Regions from separate parts of the Homo sapiens genome. Here all the other regions are linked to region 1. The links are chromatin loops, found by intact Hi-C in ENCODE. Cell type or tissue: heart left ventricle. All regions are shown on one strand.

Region 1 (2,500 bases):
GTGTGTGTGTGTGTGTACTGGTCGGGTGGGGGGAGTGAACGGGGGGTCCTGGAAGAGTCTGAAGACTGGTTGCTGGGCATCTCGCACCAAGGCCAGGACTCCAGGTGAGATGATAAAAATAACAATGGCTGACGTCTATGGAGCAGGTACCATGAGCCAAACATTGTGGACGTATTACCACCTTCCGACCTATAATCACTCCCATTCCCAGAAGAGGAAACTGAGACAGGGGAGATTATGGACGAGCTCAGGAAGTTCATAAAAGGCCAGAGAAGGGGTTCTAGAGCAGGGAGCCCGGATTCCAAAACTCCTTAGGGAAGAGGAAGAAAAGGGGAGAAGAGGAGAGGAAAGAGAATGAGAGGGATGTGGAAACCTGCAGAGAAGGGAAGACCCTTGCTCCCGGGAGCCTCCCTTTCTCCCTTTTCCCCCGGGCCCGTGCCACCGGCTCCGCCCCAAAGCTGGCCACAGAGCCGCAGGGAGGCGGGCGGGAACGGTGGTGCGGGGGCGCCAGGGCGCTCCCGGCCTCGGCCTTTCCCTCCAGGGCCCCCTCCTTTCGCCGGCGGCCCCTCCCACTCGGCTCTCCCGGCTCCTGGCGTCACGGCCCGGGAGGCGGGATCGGGGAAGGAGGGGCCCCGCCGCCTAGAGGGTGGAGGGAGGGCGCGCAGTCCCAGCCCAGAGCTTCAAAACAGCCCGGCGGCCTCGCCTCGCACCCCCAGCCAGTCCGTCGATCCAGCTGCCAGCGCAGCCGCCAGCGCCGGGTGAGTTGTGGGCGCACCCAGGGCGCGGGGCGACATCGGGGGGGCCCCGGGATCGTGTACGCCCGGGCAGCAGGGACGCGACCCCTCCACTTACTGGACCGGGAGCAGCCCCCGGAATTGGTGACAGTAACGGGAGGGCCGAGGTGCCACCCATGCCGCCGACCTCTGGTCTGCGCCACGCTCGCTCCGGCCCCAGAATTCCACTTCGCCATCCCGGGACAGCTTCCCACGCCTTTTGAGCCGAAGCAGGCGGGAAAAGTTTGGGGAGGAGTCAGGGCGCCTCCCCTCGCCCCGCCGGACTTACACCCGGGGCTCTTGGAGTCCAGGGAGATCCCCAGGTCGCGTGAGGGATTCCCGGGCAGCGTCCCCAGACTCGCCTCGCGGGCAGGACTGGTGCGCCAGGCCGGGCCAGCGGGTCCTCCTGGGCTGCGTACCCCTCTAGGCCCCCGCCGCTGCTCCGTCGCGCCCCCGAGCGGCGAGGAGCGACTTCTTGGGGGTCAGGAACGGTGGAGGAGCCGGGAGGCGCTGCTGGGATGACACCTCTCTCCCTGCCAACTCTAGAAGGGCTTGGGGGGCTTTAAAGAGGCGAGACCGCACCCATGTGTTCCAGAGGTAGGAGAGGCTGCAGCTCGTAGTGTGTATTCTACGCCCTCCCCAAATCCAGAGATCTGAGCACGCTCCAGGGAGGTCTTTTAGGTGAAGATGTGGGGCTGGACATGGGGACTCCGAAGACACCACAGGGCAAAGCTCTCCCTCCAGGCCAGCTTCAGTTTTGGGGAAGGGAGCACTGCCCCTCCCAAGCTTTGAGGGTGTGTGTGTGTGTGTGTGTGTGTGTGTGTGCACCTTGATCTTATAATTCAGCTGTGTCTAAGTAAGGGGCTTGGAGAGGGACTTAAGAAGCCTCCAGTTCAAATACAGTGTGATTCCACTTTTATGAGACACCTAGAATAGGCAAATTTTATAGACAGAAAGTAGAATGATGGTTGCCAGGGCCTGGGGGTACCTGGGAACCGGGAGTTACTGTTTAATGGGACAGAGTTTTTCTTGGGGAGGATGAAAAAGTTTTGGGTATACATAGTGGCAATGGTTACACAGTATCGTGAAGGTATTTAATGCCACTGAGTTGTATGCTTATCATCGGTTAAAATGATGATTATGATGTTATGCATATTTTATCATAAAAATTTTTTAAAAGCCGCCTTTAGCCACCTCTGCACTCCAGTCTGAATCAGAGAGAAATCTAAGAACCGACACATTATTGCTGGGCACCTCTTCCTGGAATTCGGCCTTCAGTTAAGAAAGCTTAAAGAGGACGAGGAAGGGACGGGGTCCTGGTTTCCCAGGAGTCACACAAGGGGAAGGATGGCGACCTGAGCTGCTGGAGGTTTGCAGTTGGCTGGTGCTCGCCCTCCATCTCCGTTTCTCCCTGGGAGCCTCACCCCTGAGCTGTTTCCAGCACGCTCTCCTGTTGCAAGTGGGGAAACAGGCTAGAGATCTAAGTCGGTTTGCTCAAGGCCACTGAGCTGGTAAATGCAAAGAACTAGACCTTGAACCTCCATCTGCCTCCCAAGCCCTCCCCTTCTTTCCACCTGGAGATGCCCTGCTGGTTTGCAGGGAATGAGGGGAGACCCTTCTGGGGAAAACAGGGCGTGGATGCCCACGGGGGCCTTGGCAAATGCCAAGACTACAGCCCAGGGAGAGGCGTGGAGGTGGCAGGAAGGTGCAGAACCTGTTTTCCCACT
Region 2 (2,500 bases), 340 kb before region 1:
TGGGCCCAGGATTTCAAGACCAGTCTGGGCCACATGGCGAAGCCCTGTCTCTACTGAAAACACAAAAATAGCCTGGTGTGGTGGCGGGCATCTGTAATCCCAGCTACTTGGGAGGCTGAGGCATGAGAATCACTTGAACCCAGGAGGCAGTGCTTGCAGTGAGCTGAGATCATGCCACTGCACCTTAGCCTGGGCAATAAAGTGAGACTTGGTCTCAAAAAGAAAAGAAAAGAAAAAAGAAAAGTGTAAATCAGATCAAGTGTCGCCTTCCCAGGCCCACCTACTTTTCCATTCACACTGAAAAACTGCAAATACCTCTTGTGACCCACAAGGGCCTCCCTGTGTGATCTGGATTCCCCTGACCTCCCCTACTTCCACCATTGCCCAGCCTCTGTCCCTCATTCACTACACACAGCCACAGTGGCCCTTCTGACCCTTAAAACACAGCCCCTTTTCCCACTTAGGGCCTTTGCACCTGCTGTTCTTTCTTCCTAGAGTCCTTTTCCCCTAGAGCTTCCCACGGAAGAATCATCTCCCCAGAAGTCCTGTACCCTCCTGGGGCTTGTTAGTTTCCTTCCCAGCATGAATCACTGTTTTACAATATTTTATTTATGTATGTGCCTAATTCCTACTACGCAAAGAAACTCAAAAGCAAGAACGACATCTGTCTAGTTCATACTTGTATCTCTAGTTTTTAGCACAATTATGAACCAGACAGATTCTATTTTTGCTTCTGAGTTTCTTTGCATAGCAAGAAGTAAGCACCTACATAAATAAAATATTGTAAAACAGTGATCATGCTGGGAAGAAATTAACAAGGCTCAGGAGGGTATAGGACCCAGCTACTTGGAAGGCTGAGGTGGGAGGTTCGCTTCAGTCCAGGTAGTCGAGGCTGTAGTGAGCCATCATTGCACCCCTGCACTACAACCTGGGTGAGACCCCATCTCCAAATAAATAAATAAATAAATAAATAAATAAGTTGGCCGGGCATGGTGGCTCACGCCTGTAATCCTAGTACTCACTTTGGGAGGCCGAGGCAGGTGGATCACCTGAGATCAGGAGTTTGAGACCAGCCTGGCCAACATGGCGAAACCCTGTCTCTACTAAAAATATAAAAACTAGCTGGACGTGGTGGTGGGCGCCTATAATCCCAGCTACTCGGAGCACTGAGGCAGGCGAATAGCTTGAACCTGGGGGGGGGCAGAAGTTGCAGTGAGCTGAGATCACACCACTTCACTCCAGCCTGGGTGACAGAGCGAGACTCCATCTCAAAAACAGAAATTAAAAAAATTAAAAATAAATAAATAATAAGGGACCAAATGCCATCTTTCCTGGGAATCTGACTCTGGTTGTCCTCAGTAAGTGAAGAGCTCTGGCGAAGAGGAGAGCAGTTTCTCTCAGTCTGGCGAGTAAGAAGAGCTGGTAATGCTGAGTTGGATGACTGGGGCTCTGGTCCAAGCTCAGTCCGCTCATTACCTCTGGGACCACACCAGGGCCTGGATGGAAGTCACTCAAAAGCAAGAGGTGCTATGCCAAGGCCTACCAGAAGGTGGCAGTGAAACACTGACCGGCATGTAAGTGACAAGGCCGGCAAAAGCTGACGTACGTGGTTAGCCTTCCAGAAGCCACCACCCCTAGGTTCCGGAAAAAGCCTGGTCCCGCCATCCCTGGGGGAAAAGGAGCAATATTTATTGCATAACAGAACCTGGCATTGTGACAAGTGCTTACATAGACCATTAGGATGGTTCCCATTTTCCAGGTAAGAAAACAGCGGCTAGGAATGAATAACTGACTTGCTCAGAGTTTCTTTCACCACGTCCCGCTAATCCTTTTGTTCAGGGCTGTGGTGATTGCTTCTAGGGTCTCAGTGTCCCCTGCAGCCAGCACGATGTGGGTTCCCTGCGCTCTGCAGCCCCCCAGCTCAGCACCTGACCGGTATCCGGGGCCCCACTCACCTTAGCCTGAGCAGGGATGCAGCGAGCGAAGGCAGGGCCTCGGCGAGTTTGTAGGCACCCAGGTCAGTGATGTTGTTCTGGGACAGACTGCGGGGACACAGTGAGGGGGAGGGCTCAGGACCAAACTTGCATGCCTCACTTTGACCTCAAGGAGAGTTCTGGGTCATAGGCTGTGAATGGCGCTGTCGACAGACTTAAGCTACCTCTCGGTAAATAGGAGGATACTGTTAGGTCCTGTGGCCAAGTGGGAGGGCAGGGATGAGGAGGTGGATGGGAGGGAGAGTGCACCCTCCTGCCCCCACCTGTCCCATGACTTTACAACATCCCCTCTTTTCCCTCTGCGCCACTTTTCAGCACTATAATGAAATAAGTGTTGGCATTATTTGTTTAATGGCTGTGTAATCCTTTCTGCCGGGTTGTGGGCTTCACATGGAGCAGGGCTGTGTCTGTTTTGCTCATTACTGTATCCCTGTGCCTAGAGCACTGCCAGGCACATAGTAGGTGCTCAATAAATACTTAAGTGGGGTGGCGGGTAAGAAAGAGGG
Region 3 (2,500 bases), 160 kb before region 1:
CCTATCTGGCTGTGGCCCAGTCCTCTGTGACAGGCCAAGTCTCAGCAGCATCTCCCCATGGAGGCCATTCCTGGCCTGCGGAACTGAACACACTGCGTTCCAGAAGTCTGAGCACGGTTTTCCATTCTAACAACTTCCGAAGTATGAATGCCATAAACTTAACAAAAATTAGCATTTGAAATTTTGTGTAATTTTCCTTTACACTTACTTAGTTCTGTGATTTTGAAAGACTAGATTTTAAATTTAAATTTAAATTTTTTTATTTCAGTTCCTCTGACTGAAGATGGTGAATAATGACTAAAAATGAAAGTTAAATTTACAAAGCTAAGTAAGTGCCAAGGATTTAAATAGACTTCAAAATAATTTTAAAAATAAATTAGTAAAACTATAGAGTCCGAAGATCAGGGTTGCTAGGAGTTCAGCGGGTGGGAGGGGATAAGGGGTAAACGGGAGCCCAGGGAACTTTTAGGGCAGGGAAGCTGCTCTGTGTGACTATGTAATGGTGGATGCATGTCATTATGCATTCGTCAAATCCCATAGAACGTACGACACCAAGAGTGAGGCCTAATATAAACCATGGGCTTTATTTAATAATAATGTGTCAATATTGGTTCATCAACTGTGACAAATGTACCACACTAATGCAAGATGTTAAAAATGGGGGAAACTGGGCAGGCGTGGTGCCTCATGCCTGTAATCTCAGCGCTTTGGGAGGCCGAGGTGGGTGGATCACCTGAGGTCATGAGTTTGAGACCGGCCTGGCAAACATGGTGAAACCCTGTATCTACTAAAAATATAAAAATTAGCCGGATGTGGTGGTGTGCGCCTGTAGTTCCAGCTACTCGGAAGGCTGCAAGGCAGGAAAATCGCTTGAGCCTGGCAGGCGATCTCACCACTGCCCTCCAGCCTGGGCAACACAGCGAGAATCTGCCTTACCAAAAAAAAAAAAAAGATTAGTGGATGAAACAAGACTAAAACCTGGTTACAGCGGCTAAAAATTTCAGCCAGACAGGGGCACTTTAAATATTCAAACAAGGTCAGCGAGCACCCTTAGAAAACACAGGAAGTGCCTGCGGTTCCTTAGTTATACCAGCAGGTGGAGCTCTCCCCCCACCTATGATCAAGGTACTCAGGCAATGGAAACAAAATTAAGTTTAGGTGTAGAAAATTTTCTGCTTCTTCCCTGGGATCCGGCAAATATAACAAGGGGCTATATACACACCAGGTGTTCAACACATAATTGAGTCGAAAAACAAGGCTCAGATGCATTATATAGAGAGAAACTGGAAAGGACGTGGATCCTTGAATGCCAGGTGTTCGCATTCAGGCTCCCTGTCTCAGTTTCCGTCTCTGAAAAATGTCAACAATAATATTCAAGGAATTATTGTTGGGAAGATTAAACAAGTTAATGAGTAAAACAGTTTTTTAGAGTGTCTGGCACTTTCAAGCCCTATATAGGTGTTAGTAATTATCAGTTTATTTCTTTTTTTAATGAGACAGAGTTTCGCTTTGTCTCCCAGGCTGGAGTGCAGTGGCACAATCTCGGCTCGCTGCAACCTCCGCCTCCCAGGTTCAAGCGATTCTCCTTCCTCAGCCTCCTGAGTAGCTGGGATTACAGGTGCCTGGCACCACGCCCGGCTAATTTTTGTATTTTTAGTAGAGACGGAGTTTCGCCGTGTTGGCCAGGCTGGTCTCGAATTCCTGACATCAGGTGATCCATCCGCCTTGGCCTCCCAAAGTGCTGGGATTACAGCCGTGAGCCACCACTCCCGGCCGGTTTATTTCTTAAGCTGCTTTGTTGAGGTATACCTGATATACAACAAACTGCACATATTGTAAGTATACAATTGCCAAGTTTTGACATATGTATGTACCCAAAGGTTTCCTTGTGGTCCGCTCTTGTTCTTTAGCAATCACTGACCTGTTTTCTTTCACTGTAGATTAGTTTGGATTTTCTAGAATTTTATATAAATGTAATCATACAGCATGCACGCTTTTTAATTCAGCTTCTTTCACTCAGCATATTTATTTTCGTTTCATCCACATTGTTGCGTGTATGAAGCTCGTTTCCTCTGGTTGCTATGTGGTATTCCATTGTATGATTATACTAGTTTATCTGTTAATGGACATTTGGCTGTTTCCAGTTTTGGGGTGTTACAAATAAAGCTGCCGTGAGCATTTTTGTGCAGGTCTTCATAGTGACGTGTATCTTCATTTCTCTTGCTTAAATACCTAGGAGTGGAATGGTAGATGTGCATTTAACTTTTAAGCAACTACGAGGCCGGCACGGTGGCTCATGCTTGTAATCCCAGCACTTTGGAGGCCAAGGCGGGTGGATCACGAGGTCAGGAGATCGAGACCATCCTGGCTAACTCAGTGAAACCCCCATATCTACTAAAAATACAAAAAATGAGCCGGGCATGGTGGCCTGTAGTCCCAGCTACTCGGGAGGCTGAGGTGGGAGAATCGCTTGAACCCAGGAGGCTGAGCTTGCAGTGAG

The links. Peaks named below come from ENCODE experiments on the same cell type or tissue, not always from the same donor. Only the 100,000 strongest peaks of a DNase experiment are listed, where the experiment ranks them.
Region 2: it touches region 1 in a loop (3-fold over the local background); 14 of 110 quality-filtered maps call a loop at or near these places.
Region 3: it touches region 1 in a loop (13-fold over the local background); 42 of 110 quality-filtered maps call a loop at or near these places.

The regions. Positions count from the first base shown.
Region 1 is chr16:10,578,807-10,581,306 of GRCh38, reverse strand. EMP2 (epithelial membrane protein 2) reads left to right here and starts at 709. Exons shown (of 5, transcript NM_001424.6): 1 at 709-758. RefSeq lists silencers at 549-788, 2,141-2,435 and an enhancer at 2,106-2,500. In heart left ventricle, CTCF peaks have their summits at 631, 1,029 and 1,232 (motif pointing left); DNase peaks (open chromatin) are centred at 596 and 1,176; H3K4me3 peaks cover 2,435 bases; H3K27ac peaks cover 2,355 bases.
Region 2 is chr16:10,917,982-10,920,481 of GRCh38, reverse strand. CIITA (class II major histocompatibility complex transactivator) reads right to left here. Exons shown (of 20, transcript NM_000246.4): 16 at 1,956-2,042. Among named protein-coding and RNA genes, the nearest start is that of DEXI, 23 kb to the left of the region's middle. In heart left ventricle, CTCF peaks have their summits at 1,344 and 1,543 (motif pointing right); a DNase peak (open chromatin) is centred at 1,561; H3K4me3 peaks cover 541 bases; H3K27ac peaks cover 552 bases.
Region 3 is chr16:10,735,845-10,738,344 of GRCh38, reverse strand. No RefSeq gene overlaps it. Among named protein-coding and RNA genes, the nearest start is that of NUBP1, 6.7 kb to the left of the region's middle. RefSeq lists an enhancer at 588-637. In heart left ventricle, CTCF peaks have their summits at 883 and 1,088 (motif pointing right); DNase peaks (open chromatin) are centred at 14 and 868; H3K4me3 peaks cover 538 bases; H3K27ac peaks cover 1,079 bases.